2 separate regions of the Homo sapiens genome follow, and region 2 is linked to region 1. Evidence: read pairs that join two places in POLR2A ChIA-PET (ENCODE). Cell type or tissue: PC-9. All regions are shown on one strand. Links, peaks and the distances in the headings refer to the core of each region. The heading gives the core; the rest is flanking DNA. Region 1 overlaps SLC4A5 (solute carrier family 4 member 5). Region 2 overlaps SLC4A5 (solute carrier family 4 member 5).

Region 1 (6,191 bases), core at 1-2,500:
GACAAGTTTTGTGCAAGATAGTTTTTCCACGGACCAGTAGGGAGTGGGGAATGGTTTTGGGATGAGACTGTTCCACCTCAGATTCTCTTAAGGAATACGCAACCTAGATCCTGCATATGGACAGTTCACAATAGGGTTCTCACCCTTATGAGAATCTATTGCTGCCACTGATCCCACCGGAGCTGGAGCACAGGGGTTAATGCTTGCTCGCCCATGCTCACCTCCTGCTGTGCGGCCTGGTTCTGCTACTGTTCCATGGCCTGGGAGCTGAGGACCCCTGCGCTAGAAGACCTTTGTCCTTGGCAGAGATCAAAGAGAACTGGGCCACCAGGACTGGTACTCCAACCAGATGGAAACCCCAGAGCAAAGCCTGCAGACTCGACTAATTCTCACTTTAGTTGAGGCAAAATCCCTCATTCCCTCCTTTCCCCAGGTGTCCCCAGATCCCTGTGGCATCTCCTGGCCCTCTTCTATGTTGTTTCAGACCACATCAGTCCAAACATGGCCCACCAGGCCTCCCATGTTTTCCAGTGGCTGTTGAAATGGTTGAGGGCTCAGAACCAAGCTTTTCCCTTTAGAGAAATAGGTAGCATAGCACTTGGGTTATAAGTCAGGCATAATTGGAGGTCCTCGTGGTGGTTGTGCTGTGCCTCTGTGTGAATCCTCAGCACCTTCTCAGCAGACAGCTGAGAGGGAGGCTGCCTAGGAGGGACTGGGCATTGCTTATGGAAATCCTGGGAGATTATATTACTGCCTTTAACCCCTCCCAGCCTCAGCTCCCTATAGGTGGCCAGTCCTGTCATCCAGGCAACATAGCCTGTCCCGAGGTCTTCTGAAAGATCCCTACCTTAGTCCCGAGCCCCGTGCTTCTAATACAGGGCTTGCCACCCTCAAAGACAGATTAGGGGTGGGTAGCCAGGGCATCCTTCCCATCAGCACTGTCCATCATAGGTACCTCAAGATCTTGAGTTTCTCAGACTCCTCCCCCACTCCTATTTCTCTCTTCCCTGGCCCTCCCATGCCTCACACCCCCTAGCCCTGGCTGAGCACCTTCTGGGTGAAGGAGTAACTAAGCCCGAAGCCACACATCTCTGAGGCCCCGTATTCCTCTTGCATAGTGTTGGCTCTAGGGTTAGAGAAGGAAAAGAAAGGAAATGGTGGGGGAAGCCCGGAGAAATATGGTGCTCAAACCTGCTCCACATCTGACATTTTTCATTTTCCTGCCAGGAAAAAGATCTTCCAGTTGGAGTTACTCACTCTGATTCTTCCTTCAGTGACACAGAACTTGACCGAAGGTAAACACTGTTAGGTAGACTCCTTGCGTATTAGGTAAGAGACTAGGAAATGGCCGGGAAGGTGGAGGGTCTAGGATTTCCCAAGCTAGCTGTCCTCTCAGTAGAAGGCCCTTGCTGGCCCCCAACTGGGAGTCAAAGGCTGACAAACCTGACTCATCATTCAGGGCCAAGAAACAAGTATGTCTTCTTACTGACTTAACAACATGGTTACAACACACAAAGGTATTCAACTTTAGTAAAGGAAATTCTTATAAAAGATTAGGTAGAACAAAAATTGAAAGTAAACGTTGTGGCCCAGCACGGTGCCTCACACCTGTAATCCCAGCACTTTCGGAGGCCAAGGCGGGTGGATCACGAGGTCAGGAGATCGAGACCATCCTGGCTAACATGGTGAAACCCCGTCTCTACTAAAAAAATACAAAAAAATTAGCTGGGCATGGTGGTGGGGGCCTGTAGTCCCAGCTACTAGGGAGGCTGAGGCAGGGGAATGGCATGAACCCAGGAGGCAGAGCTTGCAGTAAGCCGAGATCGCGCCACTGCACTCCAGCCTGGGCAACAGAGTGAGACTCCATCTCAAAAAAAAAAAAAAAAAGAAAGGAAATATTGACAGAAAACAGAAGCCAGGCGCGGTGGCTCACGCCTGTAGTCCCAGCACTTTGGGAGGCTGAGGCGGGCAGATCACAAGGTCAGGAGATGGAGACCATCCTGGCTAACATGGTGAAACCCTGTCTCTACTAAAAATACAAAAAATTAGCCGGGCATGGTGGTGGGCGCCTGTAGTCCCAGCTACTCGGGAGGCTGAGGCAGGAGAATGGCGTGAACCTGGGAGGCGGAGCTTGCAGTGAGCCGAGATCACGCCACTGCACTCCAGCCTGGGCAACAGAGCAAGACTCCATCTCAAAAAAAGAAAAAAAAAGAAAACAGAAAAACTAGGCATGGCTTAAGTGTAATATCACTGAAAGCCAGGATAAATGAACGCTAAGGATCGAAACCCTGGGGTACTCTGTAGAATGAATTAACAGCAGGGTTAATTAGCAAAGGTCAGAAAGGGTATGGAGGAAAGCCAACATCAGAGATCAACATCAAAGCTAACATCAGAGATCAACTGGAGATGGGAACTGTTAAGAATAGGTTCAAGGCCAGTTGCCAGGAGCCCCCATGCCAACAATGTGATTGTTCTTCATGAGAAGCCACCCGTGAAAAAGGTGAGACTCCCTGATGATGACATAGTGGGGGCAAACACAGAAAAGATGAATTTAGAGGCAAGAAAGGCTTTACTTCATTGTTACTTGGGAAGATGCCAGGGGCAGTCCCACTCCTACCTTGTGCCCTAGAATGGACAGGGATCAAACAGTAATTACAGCACAGGCTATCCCAAGTCTAGAAGATCAATCTCCAGGCACAGAGGGCACTCATCCAAGAGATTTTTGGGGAAACGGGGCAGGGGATCTTCTGAATTATAAGGCAAAGCTGCTATCCCAATGCCAGGGTGAAACGACACACTTTTCCCCAGTTCAACCCTCCCTAAGCAGCAGTCCCAAAGATGCTCTAGCCCAAAGTGTCACCTGTCCCAGTTAATCTCCACCTTCCTTCTCATCCCACTTCCCCAGTCAGGCTCCTATATATGTGATGCCATTGATCTTTATACATTAGTATACACCGGTATTATGAGAAAAGCAGTCTATCTTATTTTCATTTATAAAATAATCTACATGAAATTGACTGACTACTCCCAATTTCAGGCAGTAGAGAGAAAATTTGGACCAGGTTAGGGGTTTCCAAAACCCTGTTAAATTACACAAGGCCCTAAGACAGGGTCAGAAATGAAGAAACTTTGGTAACTGGAGATGGTATCTCCCAACCTCATTGGTGTTTTACTGAATTTATGAAAACAGATGGAGGCAAAGATCACTAAATAGCAAGATTCTGTTTCAGTGAAAGGCTCTGCAACATGATCTGGTTTAACAAAGACTAAGCATCAATGATCTACCAGGTGCGATGCTTAATCCCTGAGGATGTGGAAAGAAAGGCATGCAAACAAAGACAGAGCACCCTGTGCAAGAATATCGGAGTACACAGGGAGGGAGTAGCCTCGTTTTGAGAATCTAAGAAAGGGAAACTGGAATCTGCCAGACATAGAGCGGGGCAGAGAAAAGAAAAGGCATTTCAGGCAGTGGACACAGGCCCGAAGTACCATTTGAAAACACACACAAACACACACACACACACACACACACACACACACACACACACACACCTCCAAAGAGCAAAGAACACTGCAATGGATGGGGCAAACTAAGCAGGCAGGACTACAAACACAGAAGACTGTGTTTGTGTTTGTGAGAAGACAAGACACTCCTGTCTTCTCACACTAAGGAGCTTAGATTCTTTGAACCCAATGAGGAATCACCAAATTTGTGATTTCAAAAGTTCACCTTGGCAGCAATGTGAAGATAGGTTTACAGGGTGAGACCAGATGCGTGACTATGGCTGAAGGCCAAGCCAATAGGAAACTGCTCATTCTGGCATGTGCTGAGAGTTCAGAAGCAAAGATGGAAGTATTTGCATTAGAGCCCTGCTCTAGGGGATGGGTTCAAAACACCAAGAACTACGTAATCCTTCTTTCCTACTTCTCGTTCAGCATCACCTTGCACTTCAAAATATCCTGTCCAGCTTCACCTGCTTTCAGCTACTCACGGAACCCAGTGTTCATGGTGCCACAGGTGAAGATAGAGATGGAGTCAGACTATGACTTCACAGACATGGATAAATACCGAAGAGAAACTGACAGTGAGACCACCCTCTAGGATGAAGCAGCTTCTCCCAGATGGGAGATGGAGAGCCTGGCTTAGTCTTCACTGGGAGGGTCTTAACTTCTCTGTGCCTGTTTCCTTCTTTATCAAACAGAGGGAGTCCGTCTGCCTATAGAAAACTGGAGATCTATTGATGAAAAGTATTGCTTAGATGCAAAGCTCTCCCCTTTGTAGTAATTAAAATACCTAAAGCTAAATATTATATTTTATTTTAAAATGCAGTTCAGCATAGAAATTCTAACATTTCTTTGGAAATAAAAAAATGCTTGTTTCCCCAAACCATAGCTAAGATAAAGGGGCAATAGTCAATTCATATTTAAAACAAATATCAATTTAAAATTGTTTAAAGGTTAGATTTAAATATAGATGTTCTCAAACAAACTTGTAATATACTTTTATGTCACTAGACCATCTTTGGAATATTTGGCAATTCTGCATATTAAGAAATGCTGAAAAGGTCCTATCTTTTCTCCCTGTCACATCCAATTTCCTAAGGGTTATATGAAAAGTTTGAACCAGCCGGGCACAGTGGCACACGCCTGTAATCCTAGCACTTTGGGAGGCCGAGGCAGGTGAATTGCCTGAGCTCAGGAGTTCGAGACCAGCCTAGGCAACACGGTGAAACCCCGTCTCTACTAAACTACAAAAAATTAGCCGGGTGTGGTGGCATGCACCTGTAGTCCCAGCTATTCGGGAGGCTGAGGCAGGAGAATCGCTTGAACCCAGGAGGCAGAAGTTGCAGTGAGCTGAGATGGCACCACTGCACTCCAGCCTAGGCAACAGAGTGAGACTCCGTATCCAAACAAAAAAAAAGTTTGAACCATCTGCATTATGGGCCTTGCTCCAGAAGTGTGACTGGGGCTTTCCCAGATTGAAAAGCCAGTTCCAAAACTCTGTTAATGAAAGAACCAATGCATCTGAGTGGATAAATGTTTCTAAAATAAAATAGTTCTTGTTAAAGTGAAATTTGAAACCACATGTTAAATCAAAATGATCCTTTAAATTAGTATCACTGGTTTTTCATACCTGGAATCACATTTCATGATACATTTGGGTGGGTCCTCCCTGCAAATTTTCAATGTTTATTCCCAAAGTCAAACTCCCATTCATGTGAACAATACAGGTTAGACAGAGGTAAGGTCACATTTTACATTACAACTTTGCAATATTAATCAACCTAGTACTTTAAAGGAATGATTGAAAACTATTTGGGAAGATAAAAACCAGTTTCAATGAAGCAAACCTATTCCTCATGAAACTTAAGATCAGTCATTTTATCTTCAATCCACATTTAATGAACACCAACCATGTTGATTTAATGCCTACTATGACCCTGACAGCCACAGTGCATCTGACACTTACTTTCTCCAAAACAACTATGATTTAAACCTTGAGTAAATCACTTGAACCTTGAGGTTAGAGTTACTATATTTGCTCAAGATGACAAATGCAGGTGCTTTCTTTTTTAAAGAAAAATGACACTAGATCATTAACACCTTGAGTATAGGACAGGTAATTGCCTCTGTAATTCCCAGCGTCTAGTGTAGTGCCTGGTCCATAGAAAGCTCTCAATAAGTGTTTGATTACATTTAATCTCAGAGCTCCCTTCCAAGGGATACTGCCAAGAGGTAAAGCTCCAAACCTCTACTCTTACTGAGAGCAGAATTTCTTAGAATTTCCAGAACCATCTCCTATGCTTAAGTATAAATTCTTGTCAGACACAGTGGCTCACACCTGTAATCCCGCTACTTGGGAGGCAGAGGTGGGGGGAATCAGCAGAGGTCAGGAGGTCAAGACCAGCCTGGGCAACATAGTGAGACCCATCTCTAAACAAATGTTTAAAAATTAGCTAGGCATGCTGGCACACACCTGTAGTCCCAGCCATTTCAGAGGCTGATGCAGGAGGATCGTTTAAGTCCAGGAGTTCAAGGCTGCAGTGAGCTATAATCATGCCACTGCACTCCAGCCAGGGAGACAGCTGGAATCCATGTCTTATAAACAATAATAATTAATTTTTAAAAAAAGTATTTATCATCCACACCAATCCTGGGGAAGCTAACAATCCACCCTTAACACATTTCAG
Region 2 (2,500 bases), core at 1-2,500, 58 kb before region 1:
TGTGAAAGCAGAGCATAGGGGCATCTAATCCAGGCAGGAGGGGTCAAGGAAGGCTTCTAGGAGGAAGAGATGTTCACATTGAGACCTGAAGGATGGGTCAGAGTTAGCCAGGAGAGGGTAGGGAAGGGGGAAGAGGCCTCTGGAATAGGGCAAACAGACACATAGAGGAAAAGGCACAGGTTTCCTGTGGCTGGACTGTAGAATAGGAGGCAGGGAATGGCAGGGCTGATGATGCAGATTCTATGCCAGCCATGTTGCAGTGTTGGAACTTGGTGCTGAGAGCTTCAGAGGACCACAGAAGGGTTCTAGGTGGGAAAAGGACAGAATCGTGCATATCCTTAAGAGAGTTCATCTCACTTTAGTGTGGAGAATGGATAAAAGGGGGCAAGACTTGGCTAGTTAAGAGGCTGGTCCAAGGGAGAGATGCTGGCAGTAGGGATAGAGAGAAGGGGTAGATTGAGACAAAATTTAAAAGGTACAATTGACAAGACTTGATAACAGATGGCACGTGGGGACAGATAGTCAGGGAGACACCCAGAATTCCAACCTGAGCTAGTGAGTACCTCATGGTAGCAGCTTAGAAAACACAAATGTAGTAGTAAAGTTTTATTACATTGGATATTTTTAAATTTTGTTTTGGGGGCAGTTGATAATGAGTTCCATTTTGGACAGGTTCTATTTGAGGAAACTCCAAGTGGAGATGTCCAGGGGTCATCATGTGGCCACCGTGTCTGGAGTTCAGTAGAGAAGCATAAATTTGTGAGGCATCAGCATCTAGGTGGAAATCAAGCCCACAGAAAAGGATAAGGTTGCCCCTGAGGTCTGTGAAGTGAGAAGAGAGCCCAGAACAGAGCCCCTAGGAACTTCAGTATTTGCAGGATGGGCAGAGGAAGAGGAACCCACGAAAGAGACTGAGAAGGGGCAACCAGGAGGTTAGGAGGGGAATGGAAGGAGGGCTTTGTCCTGGAAATCAAGGGCTGAGAGACATTCAAGATGAAGGGAGGGGATAAGAAGTACCGCAAGAACTGAAGCGCATCCGCAGGATGGACCTACTCCCGCAGTCTGAGGAGGGGTAGGGCAGAAGCCAGAGGGCAGTAAGTTGAGAAGAGTTAAAAGTAAAAAGCTGGGTTCACCTGACAGTTCTTCCAAGATGCTTGTCCATGAAGGGCAGGAGTGAAGGAAGCCTCTTAAGGAGAACATGGGCCAAGGGAGATCCTTTTGTTTTTGAGGGTCAGCGAAGTCTGAGCACATCGTAGGCTTACAAGAAGTGTCCAGGGAAAAGAGAGTCATTTAAAGGGAAAAGAAGCTGAGGGAGGCTGCTGGATGGAGCAAGGCGGCCCTGGGCACAGGTGGAGGGGCTCCTAGCAGGGAGTTGAGGGAATTCCAGGCCGGTCTGTGGTTTGAGGAGACAGGTGGGGTGGAAAAGCGACTGTAGGAGCTGCAGATGGCTGGTATACATGAGCCAGGTAAGCAGCTGCAGGCTAGCAGCCATCGCTCTCTTGTTTTATTGCAGTGGAGTCACACATGGAGATTTATGGTCAGATGAAGATTTTTAAGGTTGTTTGACTTCCACCTTCTGCTGATCTAGTGTTCTGAATAATTATACTCTTTGTCATTATCCAGCTGCTTTTATGTCCAGTATCTAACTTGGTCCTTCCCTCTCTCTATGCTAGTCCAACACTGACACTTGAGGCTTATGTTGGTGAAGTAGGAAAAAGGGATTTTTATATGAATCAGAACCTGGATCAAGCCCCAGGTAAAAGGTTCCCTGAAGTCTCAGAGGCCCTGGGTTCCATCCAGTGCTCTCACAGCTGGCAGTGTAACACAGAATGAGGGCTATGCTAGGGGCTTTCATCCCTCAGGGACTTAGGATAACTTACAGTTATTCCAGGGTGGAGCTGCAAAAGAGACCTTCAAAGTCCTGCAATCAGACAGGGGAAGCACAAGTCCACACCCATGGGGACAGCCAGGCAGTGACACAAGGCCATCACGCGGTTGACCCAGGATAGTACAATCAGATTAGTTGGCCAGTGAGTGAGATTGGAAGGCTAATTAAGTGAGGAGAGATGGGAGGGACTGGAGCACTCAGGAAGCTCTTCCCAGATAGGGCACAACTGGCTGGCAGCTCCTCAGAACCCTTGGAGCTGGTCTGCAGGAGCAAACACCTCCCCCAACCAAAGTCATCCCTGGATAGCTCACTCAGTTGCAGCTGTCAGAAGGGGAATAACCCCACCATCAGACCACCTTCATGTCAAAACCCCTACTTGATTTACCTATTCATGTATATTTTTATATATCCAAATATATATTTAAACTTTTTATTATGAAAAATTTCAAACACAAAAAGTAGAGAGAATGGTCCCCATCACCCAGCTTCATCAAAGTTTCATATTTATCTATCTCCACCACTTTTTTTGTTTGCTTTTGGGGATTTTTTTTTTGTTGTTTGCTTTTGCTGGGGTATTTTAAAGGCAATCCTGAATGTTGTAAACATTTCAGT

What was found. ChIA-PET counts read pairs that join two places held together with the same protein. Peaks named below come from ENCODE experiments on the same cell type or tissue, not always from the same donor. Only the 100,000 strongest peaks of a DNase experiment are listed, where the experiment ranks them.
Region 2: POLR2A ChIA-PET joins it to region 1 with 10 read pairs; 2 of 35 experiments call an interaction of 5 or more read pairs at or near these places.

The regions. Positions count from the first base shown.
Region 1 is chr2:74,216,538-74,222,728 of GRCh38, reverse strand. It overlaps SLC4A5 (solute carrier family 4 member 5), which reads left to right. Exons shown (of 31, transcript NM_133478.3): 30 at 1,228-1,295; 31 at 3,937-6,191. The coding sequence ends at 1,262. It overlaps MTHFD2 (methylenetetrahydrofolate dehydrogenase (NADP+ dependent) 2, methenyltetrahydrofolate cyclohydrolase), which reads right to left. Exons shown (of 8, transcript NM_006636.4): 8 at 5,164-6,191. Among named protein-coding and RNA genes, the nearest start is that of MTHFD2, 21 kb to the right of the region's middle. RefSeq lists an enhancer at 1,273-1,567. In PC-9, for the core only: no CTCF peak of the experiment used is centred there; a DNase peak (open chromatin) is centred at 1,448.
Region 2 is chr2:74,277,860-74,280,359 of GRCh38, reverse strand. The region is part of intron 8 of SLC4A5 (solute carrier family 4 member 5); the gene reads left to right. Among named protein-coding and RNA genes, the nearest start is that of SLC4A5, 64 kb to the left of the region's middle. In PC-9, for the core only: no CTCF peak of the experiment used is centred there; no DNase peak of the experiment used is centred there; H3K27me3 peaks cover 2,244 bases.